Regions from separate parts of the Homo sapiens genome. Here all the other regions are linked to region 4. A link is an interaction called in ENCODE POLR2A ChIA-PET data of the cell type or tissue named here. Cell type or tissue: MCF 10A. All regions are shown on one strand. Links, peaks and the distances in the headings refer to the core of each region. The heading gives the core; the rest is flanking DNA. Region 1 overlaps LRIG3 (leucine rich repeats and immunoglobulin like domains 3). Region 2 overlaps LRIG3-DT (LRIG3 divergent transcript). Region 3 overlaps LRIG3 (leucine rich repeats and immunoglobulin like domains 3). Region 4 overlaps LRIG3-DT (LRIG3 divergent transcript).

The links. ChIA-PET counts read pairs that join two places held together with the same protein. Peaks named below come from ENCODE experiments on the same cell type or tissue, not always from the same donor. Only the 100,000 strongest peaks of a DNase experiment are listed, where the experiment ranks them.
Region 1: POLR2A ChIA-PET joins it to region 4 with 37 read pairs; 2 of 35 experiments call an interaction of 5 or more read pairs at or near these places.
Region 2: POLR2A ChIA-PET joins it to region 4 with 10 read pairs; 4 of 35 experiments call an interaction of 5 or more read pairs at or near these places.
Region 3: POLR2A ChIA-PET joins it to region 4 with 17 read pairs; 4 of 35 experiments call an interaction of 5 or more read pairs at or near these places.

The regions. Positions count from the first base shown.
Region 1 is chr12:58,885,819-58,891,125 of GRCh38, forward strand. LRIG3 (leucine rich repeats and immunoglobulin like domains 3) reads right to left here. Exons shown (of 19, transcript NM_153377.5): 4 at 4,847-4,978; 5 at 4,178-4,321; 6 at 3,001-3,144; 7 at 2,511-2,654; 8 at 1,971-2,114; 9 at 992-1,072; 10 at 13-84. Among named protein-coding and RNA genes, the nearest start is that of LRIG3, 32 kb to the right of the region's middle. RefSeq lists an enhancer at 1,729-2,928. In MCF 10A, for the core only: no CTCF peak of the experiment used is centred there; no DNase peak of the experiment used is centred there.
Region 2 is chr12:59,090,549-59,095,855 of GRCh38, forward strand. All of the region lies in intron 3 of LRIG3-DT (LRIG3 divergent transcript), which reads left to right. Among named protein-coding and RNA genes, the nearest start is that of LRIG3-DT, 170 kb to the left of the region's middle. In MCF 10A, for the core only: no CTCF peak of the experiment used is centred there; no DNase peak of the experiment used is centred there.
Region 3 is chr12:58,904,434-58,909,740 of GRCh38, forward strand. All of the region lies in intron 3 of LRIG3 (leucine rich repeats and immunoglobulin like domains 3), which reads right to left. Among named protein-coding and RNA genes, the nearest start is that of LRIG3, 13 kb to the right of the region's middle. In MCF 10A, for the core only: no CTCF peak of the experiment used is centred there; no DNase peak of the experiment used is centred there.
Region 4 is chr12:59,039,476-59,044,782 of GRCh38, forward strand. All of the region lies in intron 2 of LRIG3-DT (LRIG3 divergent transcript), which reads left to right. Among named protein-coding and RNA genes, the nearest start is that of LRIG3-DT, 120 kb to the left of the region's middle. In MCF 10A, for the core only: no CTCF peak of the experiment used is centred there; DNase peaks (open chromatin) are centred at 1,316, 2,006 and 2,466.

The DNA.
Region 1 (5,307 bases), core at 120-5,119, 150 kb before region 4:
CTAGCTACTCACAGATGCTCCAATGCATCCAAACCAGTGAAGGCTTTTTTAGTAATAGAACGGATCCGATTTCCTTGGAGTATCCTGGGGAAAAAAATTACATTGGAGCACTTAATTTAAAAAGCCATTTTGGGGTGGAACTCTCATAAACAGAACTGCTTTTTAAATTATGTGTGAGCAATTCCATTTTCTTCAATTAAACAATATATCCTGTAAAAATGTGTCCATGCCATCTATTTCAATAATGTAGTCGAACATGGTTTTTGAAGCATTCAACAAAGAGCCCAACAAAAATAGGTATTCAGTAAGTCACTCTGCTGATTAAGTTAAATCACTGTTTTTCAGAGTCCTTTTAGGAATAGGTAGAGACTTTATTTCAAGTAAACTGTCTCAGAACACTAACAAAGCAGATAATAGTGAACGTTTTCTCCTTCCTCTCCTTCTCTGTGGATACCTTCCATCCATAGGAGTTTGGGACTATAGGGAGCTGAATTTGAATACTGCTGGCTTAACACATGTAATTTGACCATCTGCAAGACCATTTTATGGTTAATTATAAGATGTTTTCATCCTGTTTTGCTTGTAACCTACCACAGCATTATCAGTGGCTACTAGATTACTTCATTAAAAAAATTCCTACGGGGACAGTACAACATTGAGGATTTCAAGATGTGGAAGTGCCTGCACTAACTTTTACGCAATGATAATTCCAAAAGTGTAAGCCCTCAACATAGATGAAAATTATTATGAGGATATTAAAGTAAATTACACATACTAAAATGTTGAATAAAACACTTTCACCTAAGGAAGAAAAAGTTAATAATATACATCTTGCGCAACAGCAGGCATTTGGGGAGAGGATCAAGGGTGGTAACCAGATTAAGCACTGATTTCTCATCTCTTCATGATGTCAACTTGTATAGCTGACTTCAGTGAAGACAAAATTTTTAAATCAAAGAGTGAGCTAAATTATGAGGCAATTCATACTCACAGTCGCCTCAGTTTGTCAAGCCCAGAGAAAGCACCATTCATGTCTTCAATAGTCCAGGAAATTTCATTGTTCTTCAGATCCCTAATTTTAAAAGAAGCATTCCCTTTAGAGTGATAAGCTCAGAAAGCCTAGTATCACCACCCAGGTGGCATATCATTTGTAAAAAATTTCTCATAATTCCCCACATTATCTCCACCTCTCTCAAAATAATAGAAAACTCTTTTTCTCCAACTTACCTCTTACACCCTGCCTGATTCCCTCAACAACATTTTAAGTTTTTCCCTAAAATCCGAAAAAGCTGACACTGGCCCTATTAATTCCTCTATCAAAATGACTACATTCTGAATGATCCGAACAGTCTGAAAAATACATTAAACTTTAAAACCACTCTTCCAACCACGCATGCAGAAGTTCGCCAAAGCATACAGTATGTCTTTCAATTACGTAATGCTTCAAATAGCGAACAGAGCAAAAGTTTCTGACAGAGCAAAAATCAAAAGCCCATTGCACAACCTTAAATTACCATTTGAGAAATTTTTCAAAGGTCAATTAATTTAACTCCCTTTTCTTTCTCTTAGGACAGAGATCAGGTTGAGGATATAACTGGCATGATAAACAGTATCTTCCTTGCCCTTTGTAGACCTTTTTGCTCTAAGTAATTTTTAATCTGTATTTTACAAAGAAAAACTTAGTGGACTTAAAATTGTTTCCCTCTTAAGCAGTTACCAATTTCCTGGAGATCCTGAGAAGGTTCACTGTAATCACCAAAACAAACTGATCACTGTCCTTTTTAATCCCTATACGAAACACATATGGATGAAATGGATCCATTGTAATCAAACTGATCTGGGAAAGATTAAGATACTACTTCTGAGGCTGTATGCATTTCCTTGACAACAAAGGAAATCTGCTAGGAGAAAAGTGGGCATATTTAGGAACCAATTACGTTCGAGTACTGACAGCAAAACGTGTAACTTACAAAGTCTTTAAACTGGAAAGCCCCCGGAAGGCACAATCAGCAATGTAGCTGACTCTGTTGTTCCCAATGTGCAGTGTATTTAGTAAGCTTAGGCCAAGGAAGCTTGAATCATCTAACCTTGATAAGTGATTGAAAGTTAGGTCCCTGTAAAGAAAAAAGAGAAAAGCAATAGCTTTTATTTTTCAATTCAACACAATGATTTGTTTTCCAAAAGACAGGTACTGTATGAGCTACACTAATCCTTATTTTTAAATTCTGCCTTAATAATATCCAAGTAAATATTTCTAATATCAGTAATTAAAAAAATACGTTCTCTTTACTTGAAAATAACCATCATTGCTTTTGCCAACGTGACATAGAACTGCAACAGTAGAACTGGCTTCAACTTATCACAACAAAAATAAGACTAGGTTGCATGTGAAAAAAGCTGTCACCTTGGAAACTTTGTTATGAAAATTTCACAGATCAGTGGTAAGAAGCTCATGCCCTGGCATGATCCCTGCTCTCAAACCTGAGGAGAATAAATAAAAGGCAACTCACAGCTCACTGAGCTTCTGGCAGAACTCCCAGGCATCAGGGCTGATCCTGTTGATGGCATTTTGGCTGAGATGAAGTTCCTGCAGCATCAGCAAGCCGTAAAGCCAGCCTTTGGTAATCTCTGTTAGGTTGTTATGGTCCAGCTGCCTACATTTACAGTAAGAATCAAAAGCAGGATCAAAACTTCATTATCTAGTCTCTTCAAAGGGGACATATGATTACAACCTATTACAGATTCCTATTGTTATTAGATGTTTAGCTTTTGTTATATGAAGACGTCAGCAAAAAAATACTATATAGTTTATACTATACTAAATTTAGGTACTTATAAATTATCGATCACATTACCTGAATCAAAACTGAATACTGACTTATAAATAAGATTGTGGATGATGAGATTTTAACATAGGATTTCACATAAGACCTGCTGAATGTACACTGAGCATTCTATGATCATACTACCTCAGTAGGAACTGTGATAACCCACACTTACAAAATTTCCATGTTGCTCAGCCCCCAAAAAGCTCCATCCATAAGTTTCGTTACTCCATTTCTTTGCATTTTCAGAGACTTCAGAGCACCAAGGCCTTGGAATGTCAGTCCATCTACATTTTTAATCTTGTTTCGGTTCAATTCGCTGCATTGAGTATTACAAGAGTTAGCTTATATGACAATTAAATTCTGGAGGTAGTAATAAAATGTGTCATTACTACAATATAGTTCAACCAGTCAGTGTTCAATTACATACAGTGTTTTCAGTTTCTAAACATTTTTATTGCAAAGAATTTCAATTTGTTAAGCAGGCAGTGAATTTCCTACTGAAATGTGTCATGTGTTTTTGGAATAATAAAATACTGAAACTAGACTGCACTTTAATTTCTAAAGTCTTGTCCACTCAGTATAGACACAAACAAATTAAGATTTGTTTTTAAACAATCCAGAATGAGATTATTAAATGTTACACTAAAACATGAGGTCTATCAAGGAGCTGGGCCTCAAGTTTATCCTGTACAATCTGTTTACAAGTTGGTTACTATCTTTCACCCTTCTTTTTAGGTTTAATGCTTTCTCTTTAAGGCAGTAGTTCTCAGCCTTGGTTGCACACTGGACGCAACCTGGGAGTTTTAAAAATTTCTGAAGCCTGGATCTTACCCTTAGAGGTCCTAATATAATTGGTCTAAGGTGTGGCCTGGGCAGTGAGATTTTTTAAAAGCTCCCCAAGTGTTTGTAATGTGCAGCCAAAGTTGCCCTATTGCAGGAGTCTGTTCACAGATCGCTCTACCATTATTAACAAGACAGATCTTTACAGCCACTTAAGCTATCAGAGCCTCCTGGAGTTGCCGGTATTATTCTCATAAACCACAGCTGTTGAGACCTCGGATTTTTTCAGTGCCACAATGGCACTTTTGTACCAGCCTTGTTCAATGATTACACTGTTCACTCTTTCAGTAACAATCTAACGTGTCTTGTCAAGCAGCAGCTGGCACGAGGTGACGAGATGATGTTTAAGGCTCTTTCCAATTTGGAGATTCTACAGCTCCAACTCTCAAAGGAAAGGCAGCTACATCCTTGCTCCTAAACTCCTTTTTGCCACATTGTAGATTTTAAGGAAAAGACACCAAGGGTTTGGAGGAGGTGAGAAACAGTATCTAAGAGGACATTTTACTTACAGATGTTGCAGTTGGGGCAGTTTAAACATCTTGGGTGGGATAGCTGAGATTCGGTTCCTGTTCAGCTTTAACACAAGGAGTGTGTTGGCCAAATTGTCAAAATACCCAGGTTCCATTGATGTGACTCGGTTGCTGTTGAGATACCTGTTGAAAGTTTAAAGATGAGCTTCTCCTTCTGATTTATTTGCAAGTTAAAGTGCAGGCCATCTCTGTATTAGAAGGAGTCTCCAGAGAACTTAACCATCAATGGAAACTTAAAATAATTACTTTTTAGGTCCTCAAGGACAGATGTTAAGATTCACACATATTGCTGGGAAAAGAGTGATTAAAATATGTGACGGATGCAAAATTTTTTTATAAATATCCACTTTTTATGACATTCATTTATTAATAAAACATAGCAATGGTCTGATTTTGATTGTTTTTTTAAAAATGAGCACTTTTCACACCATCTAGGTTTTCTAATAAAAAATATGTAATTTTTTGTAATCTAAAAGTGTAAGAATAAACTGAAGATTGTGGTCATTCGAGCTTACAGCAAATTTCAAGTCAATAAATTATACTTTCAATCCATCAGTAGTAAAGTAGACAAAGTTTGTTATATCTTATTTTTTCATTGTAATATTTTCATTACAGGTGAAAGTTTTTGCTAAAGAAAACTTCACTTACAGATATTTGAGCTGTAGGGCTGGAAATGCAGTTTGGAGCTCTGAAATATTGTTGCTGCTAAGGTCCAAAGTTTCAAGGGACTGAAACTCTTTCAGATGTTCAGGGAGTATTTCAACAATCCTGTTTCCAGCCCTAGAATTAAAAGAAACCACAGTTAACAAGGTTAACGGTACAACAATCTGAAAGAAGAAAAATATTTTCTATTCCTGACTGGTTCTTCAGAAATATGGAACTGACTAATCTGAACAGTACTTTTAAAAGTTAAAGAGCAATACCATGGCCATTTTAAGTTATTCATTAAATTATAAATCATAATATTCAAATATGTGGAAAACATTCCTATATAAATCTGGGGTTCTGTTTAGCAGCTGTGGCTGTCTAAATGCTATGCACTTAAAGACAGTGGTTTGATTTTTCTTTATCCTATTTTTCTTTTTTTTTAAAAATTTTTATTTATTGTT
Region 2 (5,307 bases), core at 152-5,151, 51 kb after region 4:
GAGGGACTTAATATTAATACAAAATACCTGACTAGTATTCCTCAAAAGTCTCAAGGTCATCAAAAGCAAGGAAAGTCTGAAAAACTGTCATAGCTAGGAGGAACCTCAGGAGACATGATCACGAAACATAATGTTATCCTGGAGGGGATGCTGGGACAAAAAAAGGACAGCAGATAAAAAGTAAGAAAGCCTAAATAATGTAATGCACTTTAGTTAATATATAATAATGTATCAATATTGGTTGTGACAAATGTACCATACTAATGTAAGAAGTTAATAATAGAGGAAACTGGATATGAGGTATATGGTAACTCTCTTTACTATCTTTGAAATTTTTTTGGTAAAAAACCTAAAGATGTTCTAAAATAAAAAGTTTACTTTCAATAAAAGTACTCTGTAAAATCAGTAACACACTGATTTAAACATCTATTGATTTTGATGTCTCTGTTGTCACATATTTCTTTTATTTCTTTCCCAAAGGTGATAACTTCATTAGAGAGTCTGAAGAGAAAAAATTACTTATTCATTCACTTATTCAACAAGCAAATACTGAATAATAATAATAACAGCTAATCTTGATTGTTTATTGTTTTCCAGACAACGTGCATGAAACTTGGCTTATGTAATCTCATTGAGTTCTTACAACAACATTATGAACTCACTGTTATTATTGTCCTTATTTTATAAATAAGGAAACTGAGGCATAGAGAAACTAAATATTTTGCCACAGGTTGTTTGGCTGATAATTTGTAAATCTGGGGTGTAACTATCAGCTTCCTCTCCATACTGTCTCTATCCTCCTAGATTCTTTATCAGGTAGGGTTGCATTAAACTGTATATAACAGAAACCCAACTAAAATGGTTTTGCTAATAGGGTTTTATTTTTCTCATATGAAAAAGAATGAGGCTTGTATGGCTGATTCAGGAAATAATCAAGGACTCAGATTCCTAGATATTTCCTCTTTTATCTTGATTGTATAGCTTTCCCCCTTATAATTCAGCCTCATGTATGTATGTATTCTAGGATAGAAGAAGGAAGTCATGAAGAAGAGAGCCATAGAGCCATACATTAATATATCAGGAAAGCAGAATTTCCCCCCAATCCCCTAGTAGCCTTCTGTTAATATATTATCACCAGAATGCTGTCATCTAGTGCAAGAGTGGCTGGGAGATTTAGTTCAGCATTTTTTTTTTTTTTCGAGATGGAGTCTCGCTCTGTGGCCCGGGCTGGAGTGCAGTGGCGCGATCTCCGCTCACTGCAAGCTCGGCCTACCAGGTTCACACCATTCTCCTGCCTCAGACTCCCGAGTAGCTGGGACTACAGGCGCCCGCCACCACGCCCGGCTAATTTTTTGTATTTTCAGTAGAGACGGGGTTTCACCGTGTTAGCCAGGATGGTCTCAATCTCCTGACCTCGTGATCCGCCCGCCTCGGCCTCCCAAAGTGCTGGGATTACAGACATGGGCCACCGCGCCCAGCCAGCATTTTTTATTAATTAAAAATAAAATCCTTTGGCCAGAAATTGCTGCTCAAAACAAAATAGAATTCAACGAGCAAAGAAGAAGAAGAGAGAATATGTAGTATATAGTGTGTGCTTAGTAAATAATTGTTGCATGAATTAAAGACTGGATATTGGGTACCATTGAAATGTCTACTGTAGTTATTGAGCTCTGATAGGCTACTTGAGTAGAAACCTATTCAAGGCACAGTTTTAAGAGCCCATTCAAGGCTCCTGAATCATTCATAGTTAACTGGAGGAGATGGTCTTATAGGCCATGTAAAATTGGAGAGATAGTCATGAGGGGAAAAGAATGGCCCTGAAATGCAGCCTAAGAAAAGTGGAAAGTCTTCCTACAGGAAAGGGCAACTGAGTGTAGACTAAGAGGATGAATGAAAGGTATGCAAAAGGAGGGGAACGTGTATTTCAGGCATTGAGGTGAAAACACACGATGTTAGGAACCAAAAGCAATGTGGCATTGAGGGAGCTCTGTACTAGTTCGCATGCTGCACAGGTCATTGTCTTCCTGTTTCCTACTTCTCATAGCTCCTTTGCAGCTGCTGGCTCTCAGTGCATATGCCTTTCCAGGGAGACTTCCCTGACCACCTCAACCAAAGAAATACCCCAGCCTTCCCTACCTGTCCGTGTCTAACTTGAGCTCTTGTTTATCTTTCTTAATCTTACTCTGTGCTCAGTATAAGCATTTGACAAATATTTGTAGAATGGCAGAAATGATAATCCTTTAATTTGTTTAATTTTAGAGGTATGAATCTTAAATTATTTCCTTCTGGGTATAATTCCAGGCATGTCCATCAGATATTTAATCTTTGATTACCCTTTAGCATTAATCTTATACATTTTTTCTCTTTTTTCTCCTGAGAATTTCTTTTACAGTTTGATTAATCAGGAACTAATGGTCTTGAAGTAGGGATCATGTCAAATATGTTTCTAGATTTTTCAAAGTACTTCATATGCTAGCCCATAGTAGATGGACAACATTTATTGTTATTAGATGCACATGTAGCATAAAACCAGGGATTCATAAAAATGTATTAAATGTAATAATTTCTATTGTAAAGAAATTGGAAAGTTCATTTCTACCATTATTTAAGACTATTCTAGTGTGTCTTACTGGAAGATCAGTCGATGTTTTGGAATTTCAAACAAAATTTGTCTACTGTTGATTATTGTGACACAGAAGAGTAGAATGTATGCCATAGCTTTTTATGATTCACATTTCTACAGGATTGCAGAGACATGTTTATGTATACCATTCCTCTGCCTGCTGAGGACCCATCAACTGCAAAGAAATACCATAATAAGAAAAATAAATTCATTTTGTAGAAATTCTGAAACAACTAAATGCAGTCTGTAGAAGTGTATTCTCATTGGATACTCCTCATTTATACTGGAATGGCAAAGTTTCCAATAGTTTTGTTCTTTATTTATGAAGCATTTTCTGCTTTTGCTTCATGCTATGTCACAGCAACTAATCTTGTTTTGCAATGCAATATGACAAGGAGCCAAGAGACCAGATCCCTAATGCAATGCTTTCCAGAGTGGAGTCCAGGAACACCTGTGGGGGCCCTTTGACTTCATGTAAATTTGTCAAAGCTGAAAATGTTATCTGGGGGAAAAAAGCTAAAGAGAAACTGGGGGGATAGTACTGAAGGAACTGTGGGTAGTGGGGAAAGGGTAACAAGGCTGAAAGTTATTAGCCAAAAGGAAACATGGAAAGTTCCAAAGAAAGGCCAAAATATAAAAACCTTTGGCCATAAGAATAAGAAAAATAAAGACTAACTATGAAAACTATAGCTTTATTCATTGGAAATCTTAGTATAAAAATCACAAAAGTATAGAATTTACCTCTCCAGACAAAAATAGTTAGGTGTTCAGTGAGGAGAGCTGCAGATTCTGCCAATGGAAATTCAAGAGGAAACAAATCCAGGCCAGCCATGAACTGGGGCTGTTTCTCAGAGATGCTCCCTGATTCTGCTTAGCGTCTTTTCCTAAGGTTCTATAAGCGCAGACTGAACCTGATACCTCTGTCCAGGCCTATTACATAGAACAGCTGAAAGTCATGTGATCTTCCGTACCTTCTGCTTCAAGCATCATCCTGTCCTATCACTGCTTCCATTTCTTCTTCCTCGGTGGCATGCAGTTATAGGTTTGAGAAGAAATAATGAGTTACCACCTTCACATAAAGAGGCAACTTGAAAGCTTTGAATATGAAAGGAATCTCGGGGATCCAGAGCTTCTTATTCAGCCCAGGTTTGGACATCTTTTCTCCATGAAAACTCAGAAAGAATTAGCTTTCTTATTCCTAGTTTCTAATAAATATGCATTAAATAGGATTGCCACACAAATTTGAATACTCTTGAGCAGTATCCTCCAAAAATAGGAGACAATCTGTTAATCGTGGTTGGAAACTGGATTCCTTGGCCTTCCATGGAGATATTTTACTAAGAACATGGCAGAAGTTGATATAATAGTAGAAGTATGCCAGCTTTTATGGGTGTCAACCACTAGCAGAATTTAGTCTTGGCGGTGGGATGGGGAAAAGTTGAAGAGTAAATCCATGATGATGATATTTTCGGAGCAATCGAGGTGCAGAGGGATTTTAGGGATCCTCACAACACAGGGTTTGCAGGTGTTGTTTCTGGGGAGGCAACACCTAAAGGAAAAAGTGATTAAATATGTCAACTGAAATCTGAAGAATAAATATGAATTAACCAGATGAAAGGGAAGGTGGGAAGTTCGGAGTAAGTGACGAAGAATATTTCAGGCAGAGGCACGGGCGCCTTCACAGGCTGAAAAGTCTGTGGCACATCTGGCAGAACTGCAGGTTGTCTGTACGGCTGGGATATGTTATACAATTGAGGGGGCATATGGGGAAAAGGGTGAGATTGTAAATGACCTGTGAAGTCATATGAAGAGATTTAGAGTTCATTCTGACAGCAATGAGGAATCCTTGAGGTCTGTTAACCAAGGAAGTTATGTAATTAGAGATGCATCTTCAAAGATTCCTCTGCAGCGTAGAGAGTAATGTGGAAACCAACAGAGACAAAGCATAGGCAGAGGGATGAGGAAGATCTTACAGGAATCCAGTCCTGAAATTGATCAGTTTCTCGGTTGTCTATTATTGTATGACAATCCTTCTTCTCTCCAAAAAATGTAATAAGATAATGAATGGATAAAACAGCAACCATTCTATGGTAGTTATTGTGAGTGAGGAATTTGCACAGAGCATGGAAGGTGGGGAGGACGGATTGTCTCCGCTGTCTGAGGACTGGGCCTTCAGCTGGGGTGACTGGTACAGCAAGCTATGGCTCGATGGCCAACTGGGGACTCTGTCTGGGGCTTTGCTTTTTCTCCTCATGGCATCAGCTGAGGTAGAAGCCAGAATGGCTTCTTTTCTGCCTTCTTCACACTTACAGGCACAAGGAAGAATTAATACCTCCTCTAATCCTTGTTCCCATAAGAGTTTATATATTCTTTTTATTATAGTACTCATTGTATTGATTACATTTTATATATATAGTGATACATGCAAAGAAAGTACTAACATGCAATTTCCCTTTTTATCATTTTCAATCTAGAATCCAAAGCTATTCAATATATATTTTACCTCAATTGAATTTAATAATAACAAAATAAAGTGATTCAATGATTAAATTGGCATCAGTGTCTAATTTTAATTAGGATGCTGGTCTAGTAAACTACAGAGGTAAAAAGTTTTAATCTGTTCACATATAAAAACTAATGTTTTTTTGATAACTAGTTCTAAGAAAAGAAGATAGTCAAACATT
Region 3 (5,307 bases), core at 72-5,071, 140 kb before region 4:
AAGCACCAACTGAAATGGCTATTACTAGAATGAAGGTGAGAGAGGGCATGAGGGAATAGTGTGGGTTCAGGATAAGTATCGGTAATACAAGAGTTTTTGTGGCAAGCTATACTGAAAAGTCAAGTCATGCAGGTGGGAATGAATTTTACGGGCTTCAAGAAACACCACAGAAAGGTTGCCCAAAATGGGTCATTGTCAAATCTAAAATTGTCATTACCTTGGAAAAAACAAGTCTTATTAAGGAAAACAATGGAGACACAGGAACAGAAAAGTTACCCATATATATTAATCTGGACTAAGCCATCCATTCATTCATCCAACACACATGTACTGAGCATCCACCATGGGCCAGGCACTATGCTACATGCCAGGGTTGCAATGGAGAAAATAAAAGACATGATCTCAGCTGCTGTAAAATTTCATTTTGGTGGGGGAAACTTCTTTTAAAAGAATAACAAATAGATGAGTAAAAAATACAATTACTTATATGATGATAAAGTAGACATTATAATAAAGAAGATATAAAAATGTATAAGGGGAAACCTAAGAGTCTGATTTAAACAGTGCAGGCAGGGTGAGTATTCTAGGCAGTGGGAAATACGTATGCAAAAGAACACAGGGCTGGAACAACCTGGCACATCTGGAGAACTGAGGAGTGACTCCAGAGACTGCTCAATGGGCCAACAGGATGCAGATCATGCAGAGCATTGTACGTCTTGAGAAGGATTTTTTTCTTCACCTCAGAGCAATGGGAACTGTTGAAGGGTTTAAGGAATCATGCAGCAATTACAAATTTATGTGTCAAATACAGTCATTCTAAATTGAGAATTCAAAAACCTAGCAACCTTGAATTCTGGGGGCCAGTTTATATTTAAATGTGAAGATAAACTTACAGTGTTTGTCACAAATACAGCTCTGTGTATAGTAAACTCTCTTTTATGTGTAAGTCATCTATAAACATTTAAAATCCAATAAAAGATTACAACTTATCATATTAAGACGTTTATGTGTTTATTTTGTAAGACTTGAGCTGCATAAGTTTATTTCCACTAAACGTAATATCTGGTTTGTATGTACTGGTGAAGGCTGCAGTCCCCTGCTGTGGTTTTAACATGTGTCCTCTCCAAAACTCACGTTGAAATGTAATGTTCAATGTGGTCGTACCGATAGGCCCTTTAAGAGGTGATTGCGTCATGAGGGCTCTACCCTCGTGAATGGATTAGTCTACTGATGAATTAATGGTTTAATAGATTAATGAGCTATCATGGGAGTGAGACTGGTAGCTTTATAAGAGGAAGAGACACCTGAGCTATCGTGTTCAGGCCCCCTTGACACAAGATGCCCTACACCGGCTTAGGGATTCTGCAGAGTCCCCACCAGCAAAAAGGTTCCCCAAATGAGGCCCATCAACCTTGGACTTCTCAGCCTCCACAATAAGAAATAAATTCCTTTTCTTCATAAATTAAAGACTCTATAGGTATTCTGTATAGCTTTCTGCATAGGTTTCAGGTATTCTGTTATAAGCACAGAAAATGAACTAGGACAACCTCTAATAAAATGATGTCCTTTACATGTGAAGCAAACAGCCCATTCATCTGCATCAGGAGAGCACACGTCCTAGATAAATTTGGCAGTAAAGATGTCAAATTCCATGGGTTTCTCTATACTCAGATCAGAGTATAAGGATGGGATATGGTTTCTGTCCACTTAATAAAAACAAAACTCTCCAATTTCCCCAGAAACTTAAGTTCTAACTGTGGCTAAAGCTGCTCCTCAACTTCCATAATTAATATGAAAAACTGATGACCACTTTTCAAATACTGAGTTATAAAAGTTCCCTTTTTTTAAAAAAGGTAGCAACTATTTGCGGTCTACTGCACGTTACTAAGAGATACCCTCACTTGAAAACACATTTAATGCTTGCCTTCCCTCTTTGCAACTTTACCTCTGAATTCAGAGCATATTAAAATATCAATATTACTTTAAAGTTATATGTTGAGTTTGATGAATTAAATAAACTCTGTGCCATGTACTCAAGCAACAGTCTCTCAAATGTTTCCCAAAGCTGTTTTTTTCATGGTCTGATTTTTGGAATGTAATGAGAAATGCACGCTTATGAATGAAATTCTCACTTAATATGATGCTGGGTTCAGTATATAAATAGCAGAATATTGCAGATCTGATTTGTGATCACTATGGCCAACTCTACCCTATTCATCATTCATAAGCCAACGCTCCTATGACTCCCACCTCGTGGCCAGTTTCCCTTTGTGAGAAAAAGAGATGTGGCCCTAACACATGGTAGGGCTCACAACACTGAACAGCTCCAGGGGTCAATGGAAAAGAGGCATTTGGCAAGTCAAAATTATTATCAAAGCCACATTTATTTGTTTTTATCCACTTGATTTTAAAAATTAAATGACTTTAATGAATGAAAATGAAATGACCTTTAGTACTATCAAACACAAGGAGAAAAGTAGATTCTTTGCTTAACTGTAGTCATTTTATTCCCCTGCTTAAAAAAAAAAAAAAAAGTCTTCAATGAAGACTCCCCAAACATGCAAACCACCTAAGCATGGAAGAAGCTTCCTGAGCTGATCCCTGCAAACTCACACAAGTTTCCTTCCTTCTCCACCTCACTTCCCCTCACGCTCCACACATCCTGAAACCTATGTGCTGGTACATGCCCAGGCATCTTCCACTGTCCCAGGCACACTCCACGTGTGCTATGTCTTTACCGTCTGTCTTCTCTCTTGTTCAGAGCACCTTGAAAGTGGAGGCCAAATCCTATTTTTCCTTGTTCCCTAGCACTTAGCACACAGTAGGCATTGTTGCTGGGCATTCTGAAGAGCTTGAAATTCACCTTATAGATACAAAAGCCCTCAGGCTACAAATATTGTTGTTATTTATAATTGAGTACCCACCAAAATTATTAGGAACCATGAAGAGAGAAGTTTTCCTGAAAATTCACCCCCAATGCAAAATGGTTTTTCCTTCCCTCATCTCTTGCTGCCAGGATAATGTTTCTAAATCCTGCATTCCTCCTGTGACCCTCCCATTCAAGAATCCACTTTGGCCCACTGCCTCCAGTCTCTGCTCCTCTGCCAAGCCCACCACAATGCAAAAGCAGCAGCTGCTGGCGCTCACATTTTCAGAACTCTTTCATGTACATTATGCCATTTGATCCTTTACCGGAACCCCAGGAGAGAGATGGGCAGACATCTTAGACTGTTTTCACAGATAAACAAAGAAAAGTTAATTAAGTCTGTCTAAGGTCAGACAGGTTAGTAGTGTGAGACGAGACGAAAACCTGTGCATCTGTGAGTCCAATTCCCAGCTCAGGGCTCTCTTCTAATGCACAAGGGCCCGTGATTTCTCTTGTCTACTCGATTCTTAGTGAGCACCTTCTGTGTGTCTGAGACTGTAGTGGGCTGAGGGGATTGAGAGCTCGCTAAGATAAAAGTTGGACCCTGGAAGGAGATGTGTGACCATGTCATTAGAGACTACACATGCTGTGCTTGTGAAAGCTTCAAAACTGGAAAAGAAAAATCGCCATCCTTGGGATTCTACAATAACTATAGTTAATGACATACAAATTGCCAATACTCCCTACCACCCAGTATTGATCTCTGTAGCACAGCAATGGGCATGACTGTCCTAATTTCCTGCATCCCCAAAGCATCTCCAATACAGAAGGATGCATGATGTGATGGAACCACATCTCGCGGCATTAGGTTCCAAGCCAGCAGATGGCGGAAAACCATGTATCATCAACACACCCTTGAAGATCTCTTATGACACCAGCAAGGTACTTTATGTAGACAGTCTTCCCCTCTCAATGAATCTAACATGGGCAGTTTTCCTTCAGTGTGGGAAGAGATCAGTGTGGAAAGAGGAGGGTTTTGTCACTGTTGTGCATTTTAAATTTTTAGTTCAGGGCCTGTCAAAGTAGTTCAGAAATGTGAAGGGCACAGGGGCCGTGAAAAAGCTGTATGCCTGAACACCAAAGTCACCCTCAGTGGGCTGAGATATTCATGCTTAGAAAGGCATATGGGAAAGGGGGCTTTTATTTCCCACCTCATACATACTCCAGGGCATACACTCACCAGCTAGGGTGGTCAGCTGAATCCTTGTGTTAAGTGACTTCTCTTGTTCTTTTTTTACTTTTAATTATTGCTGCTATTGTCAGAATTATTATTATTTTCTCAAGCATGCATAGTTGAACACAAGTTATGTAAAACGTAGGTATGCTGTTGCCACTGTAAATCTTTAGCCACTGGTTTAAACTAAGTGTATAGAAGGAGATCTGTCTGAATTACGCTAAGTGCAGCAGCATGTGGTTATTCCATGAATATTCTTTAATTCATACATTCATAGATAATGTAATTCATACATTAATTAAGCACTAACTTATGCCATATACCTGCATTAAGTGCTGAGGAAAAGAAGAGTTAGCTACAGAGGCCTCAAAATACAGCAGAGGATAAAAATATAAACAAAATTATTTAATTACTGCGTAAGTTGGATATACAAGGTAAGATGGGCCTGAATGTGGCAGGGCAGGCTCAGCAGAGATGACTCAATGTCCCCAGAAACACACACAACTCCCTCCCTCACTTTCAGTCCCTGATTCAAGTATCTTCCTCCTGGCAAGCCTTTCTCTACATCCCCATTTAAAACTGTAAAACCCCTCTTTGGCCACATGCTTCCGACACCTCTTCCCTGCTGCTTCTCTCCAGGACTTAATCCCCTTCTGATCACATCTCTTATTTATTTTTTGTGTTTCTCCTTCCATGAGCAGGTCAGCTATAGAGGGCAGGGATTCCTGTCTGCTTTCTGAATCCTAATCTTAGAACAGTACCCAGAACATAGTAGGATTTGGTAAATATGTGCCTTTCCTGACTACATTAAAGAACAATTGCCAGAGCTCTCTAATCCCTTCATTCTCCTTTCTTTCTCTTCATAGCATTGATCATGAACTGATGTTATCTTTTCTTTTCTTCATTTATTTTTCTCTCCTCACTAGAATGGAAGCCTCAGGCGTCAGGATAAGAGGGAGTTTGTATGCTTTTTCACTGGGTGTCCTAGCACTTAAAAGAGGGCTTGGTACATAGTAGATACTCAAAACATTGTAGTTGAATGAATCGTCATCCTTATCACAGCTCACATTCACTGAGCACTCAGTACATGCAAGACAGCTTTACCTGTATTCCCTGTATCTTCACAATAACTCTATGAGATAGACATCAGCATTATTCTCATTTTAGAGATGACTGACACAGTCAGTCAGTAACTTGCCCAAGGTTA
Region 4 (5,307 bases), core at 58-5,057:
TGATTTTCCTGTTTTTTAGTTCTTTATTTGTAACCTGTCACCATCTAGAATGGGGAACTCCAACATGAAGGCTGGCCTCTGGTTTACTTGCTGAGGAGACTAGAATCTGGCCCACAAATTCAGATCCTTCGCTGGCTTACTATTCCCTGTGAACTAAGTTCCTAGATAGCAGTGTCCACCATGCTGATCACTTATATCCCCAGCATTAAGCACAATGTCTATAACACAGTAGATGCTCAATATATGTATTTGTTGAAAGAGTTAATGATAACCTCCAGGGCTCTTGTTTGCCAAACATCTCCTGCTCTGGGTCCTTTGTCATCGGCCATACCCAGCCACTGGGAGACCACTATTCCACTAGGCAAACATTGCATCCTGCACATGCACGCAGACCATCTCTGAACTTTGTATGCTGTATCTGGTGCATCTGGCTGTGCTTTCTGAGCCGATTTCTATAGTCAGTGCTCTCAGTACTGGTTCCCTCTAATGTTCTGGGTTCAAATCACAGGCTACCTATCTCTTTGTTCCCCAAGCCCAAAGTGGTTCATTAACATCTCTTGTCTGTGATACTCTTTTTGATACTGAACATCTCTTAGCACCCAACTGGCCCACCAATGCTGGCTGAATGGAATTAAATTTAAATTTGCATGGCTGCGTGCTCCTCTCCCTGTGTTCTCAGGGACGGTGCTCAGAGGCCCTCTGATGAGATGGGAGAAGAACCTGTCATGGGCTAGGTTCAGGCCTCTGCATGCTGCTTGTGCAATCTTACAGATTCTTCATAAGCTTTGGGATAGGCCAGTTCAACAGGAACCCATGTCCTTAATAGGAAGTTATGAATTTTAACTAAGGTTAAGATTAAATTAATAATACATTAAACCAGATCTGCTTCCTAATTATCATTCTAGGTTGAAGCAAGTTTTTAGAAGTGAGGCAAAGTCAATGATTTCATTCAGATTTTGGATAGCCAGAATTCCAGGAGACCCAGACTCTTCCCTCCCACCTCCCTTCCAAGTCACTCCCTGCTGAAATAAGCCATGGCGGGAAAAGTTGTATTGTCTGTTTTGATATAATTTTTAGATCTCTTCTTCCTAAGTTCATTAAAGCTTTTTTTCCCCCTCCTGTAACAGTACGTTGTTAGCCTTGGGGTTCTGGCCAAGTTCCAATTTGAGCAATTAATTTTATTTCAGTGCTCAGCCCTCCCTGAAGTTTCAGACAGGAAAGGTGCGTTCTTTGTCTTCCTCAGCAAGTCACTCCTGATGGTGAAGCAGCTGTTGCTGCCTTCCCAGAGGAGAGAAGGTTGAGAATTGGTGAGAAAGCTTCCTGGCTCTTTGAGGGAGCTGCTTGCAGAGTGATCTGGGACAAAAGGCATCCTTGGGAATGTGAGGCTTTTTTTCTTTTTTTTTTTTTTTTTAACTACAGCAGTCTCCAAGCCATCCATCACTCCTCTTTTGAACCACTGGCTTAGCACAGAACAAAATGGGAAGTGATTGTGTTTTCTTGAAGAGCTGTTTCTGAATGTGATGGCTTCCTTTGAAGCCCAGTCAAAGGGATGTTTTTATTTTGTTTTTGTTTTCCTGAAATCCCACCAGTTTCCCTCACCTCCTACAAGACCTCACACCACAGCCTACCATCATGCCTGATACCTAAGTAGCTGCCTTCACAGCTAACAAAAGACAAAGAAAACACAGATGCAGATTATTCTAAAGGAGTAAGTTAAAGAAATGAAAGGGGCTTCCTTTTTAAGTTCAAATAGCAAAAGCAACTAATATACTTTGGAAAGCACACGCGATAACACAACACCCAAATTCACTTGGAGAGGTTCCCTGTGACATGCTCTAACAAGTCAGAAATTCAGTAAGTGTAGTTATATCCTGCAAGTGATTTTGAAAAGGTGTAGAGAATAACCCTTTCTAGATGCATACTCTATGTTTTACTTGGCCCAGACAACAGTGTTTGATGGAATGATAATTGGATGTTGATGAAAAACATCAATCATCATTGCATTGTGACTTGAGTTATATTTGTTTAATGTTAAACTTTCAGTTGTGAAATAAACCATTCCGGCTGGGGAACAGATGATTTTGTTTCTAAAACTTCATTCTTTCACTTATTAGGCAAGAGTGAGTCATTCCTTATAACAACTGGGCTTATTGAAAATTCCAGAATTACTCACACAGGTTTGAAGCATTTTTCATGTAAAGAAAACATCCTTTTTTTTTTTTGGTTGCTGACTGTAACTATCCTTTCTAAAGCTCATGGTTCTGGTACAGCCCTATTGCTAATACTGTTATTGTCCAGGCATGCTTTATGTATATTTGTATTCTTCCAAAACAGGTCATCTATACTGTTCTGGGATCAACTACCTTTGTATTCATTTCTTAGTGGCCAATGTCAGCCTCACAAACATACATCTCTACATGCAAACAACTGGTTGCACTCAGCTCCCTCCCAGGTTTAGCCACAATGTAGGAGAAACACTATCTCCTCACCATTTCATTCTTTCCCTTCCTGAGTCATTCCCTGTGGGGAAGCACCAACAAATCCTCACTCTTGTTTTCACCAATTACAAGTCAGTTAACGTTTTATCCCATAGATCACTCTCACATATAAACACTCTGCCTTTGTCAGTTGGTTCTGGATTCCCTACCATGTCCTTACTCCTTTTCCACCATCCAGGGAAATCATTATCTCCATCATTCTATTCACTGCATCATCAGGGATCTTATCTCAGCCTGAAAGTATAAATCTGTTCTTAAATATCTCCCTCACCAGACTGTAAGCAACAAGAGTGAAGTGTTCCCATCTTCATTTGCTCACTGCATAATTTTTTTTCCCTTTTTCCAGTGCCCAGCCTGGAAAATGATAATATTTATTAGATAAAAAAACCACTAGAAAAGCTTCAGGGACTTTTAACTTTCATTACGAAATATACCTTTCTTTCAAGCACCAATAATCAAGATGTTTAAGTTGCATGTAGGAACACAACTTTAATTCCTCATTTATTTAATTTTTTATTTCCTATGTTGCATTAATTAGACATGTGGCAACAATATGATTTCTTTTATTTTTTTTTCATTGAGATAGACATATTTCTGTTACATAGTGTGGCTGTCTTGGTTTTTGTGAACTACTTGGAATGTAACTACAGTCTCTAACATCATTTTAGTGTTGAAAGGAGACTTATTGAGTCGGGCATCATGCTAAGTACTTTTGCACATTTTAATCTATTTCATCCTCACAATAGCTATGTAAGGTTAATATTTTTTATGATCATTTTACAGAAAAAGAAATTGAGGATTGGAGCGGTCAAGTGGCTTGCCAAGGTCACACAGCTAGTTAATAAAGTTGTCAGGAAGATCTGCATGACTTTAAAGCCCATGCTTTCCCTGTTATATGACCTGAATTTTAAATACATGTTTTGAGAACAAGCAAAAAAGACATCCTAATTAAGTTCATTTTGGATTAGTGGGATCAACCTTCTAATGAAGCAAACAATAAAAGCTGCACAGCTCGGTCAACAGTTGAACTAAAACTTTTGTTCACCAGATTGACCATTAGTTTGCACTGACCAAATTAAATATAATGTAGTGTGGAAGTATTAATAGCTACAGCCATGTTTAACCAAAAATATGACAGTCTATTATAAGTTTGTCAATTGAAACCAAAAATGTAAACTTTATGATGTCGAAGGTCAAAGGCTGGGGCTAAGGGTGTCAGATGTCTGAGAGAGTCTCTAGAACCACAGAGAACAGAGTCCCTGTTTAATATTAATATTATCCAGTAATGACCCTAAGTATTAGACAATGGGAAATGTGTCGAAAAATATGGAAGTCACATGAAGGCAATTTAGCTACTCCAACTAAATTGAATCATTTCTGCAGAGTGGTAATTTTGATGGAATACCAATCATACAATGGGTCTCATCCCACAATACGTTAAAAGTGCTGCCTGACAGTTTTCAAATAGAAAGTTAAGTACCATTCTGCTCCTGAATGCAGTCTAAATTTTAATACCTTAAAAAGCAAAAAGCAAAAATACAGGTGTGGTAAGCAAGAATACTTTTTGTGGGGGTGGGACTGCATGACACAAGATGTTTAATAATTAAGTTGATTGGATTTTGCAACTTCCCATAAGGTATTTTGGCACTGTGCACTAATCATTACACACAGAATGTATTTGTTTAGAGAAAACAGCTCACAGATTCATTTCTTTATTTAGGTATGTACCGAGAAACATTTTGAATGGTCAAACTAAGACTTTATTTACATAGTTATATAATTTTCTTTCATCTTGGGATTTCAAAGAGCTTTGTGATGTTGCGTTTCGAGTTGATTAAGCCTCACAGCTTCACTAAACACTGTATTATAATATTACAGATGAACAGAAGAGGCAGAATTTCAGTTTCTTGGGTGGATTTTCTTTATGTTTGAAATTAGCTAATGAAGAATGCATGATGCTACATATAAAGATTTTCGTTTTTTTTTCTAAGATACAGTTTTTGCTTTGGGATAATTTTAGATTTAGAAAATGTTGCAAAAATAGTACATAGTTTTAATACATTTTACCCAGTTTCTCCTAATGTTAACACCTTATAGAATTGTGCATAATTCCTCATTTATTTAATTTTTTGGGTGCATTACTACTAAATGGGTACATTACTACTAAATATGCTACTGACTTTATTTGGATTTCACCAGTTTTTCCATTAATGTCTTTTTTGTGTTCTGGGATCCAACCCAGGATTTCACCTTGCATTTAGTCCTCACATCTTCTCAGTCACCTTGGGTCTGTGACAGTGTCTGAGACTTTCTTTATTTTCATGATCTTGGTAGTTTTGAAGAATACTGGTCAGATATTTAGAAGAATGCCCCCCAATTTGGGTTTGTCTCATGTTTTTCTCATGGTCAGATTGGGGTCATGGAGTTTTATGAAGTACTGTGACCTACCACCACTGGCGACGTTAACCTTGATTGCTTGTTTCATGTAGTGTTTTTCAGGTCTTTTCACTGTAAAGTTTTTCTCCTTTCCCCACTGTATACTTTGTAAGAGGGTCACTAAGTCCTAAATGCAGCCCAGACTCAAGACAGGAGAGATGATTAAACCGGCATAGGGAGTATCTACATATCTTAATCGGAATCCTTTCATAAAAGACATTTGTCCCTTCCTTTTTTATTTTACTAATTTATATCAGGATAGACTCATTTATATTTATTTTATATTTTGGGTTATAATCTAATACCACATTTTTATTTTATTGCTCAAATTGTTGTATATTTGACTATTGGAAGCTCTTTCAAAATGGCTTCT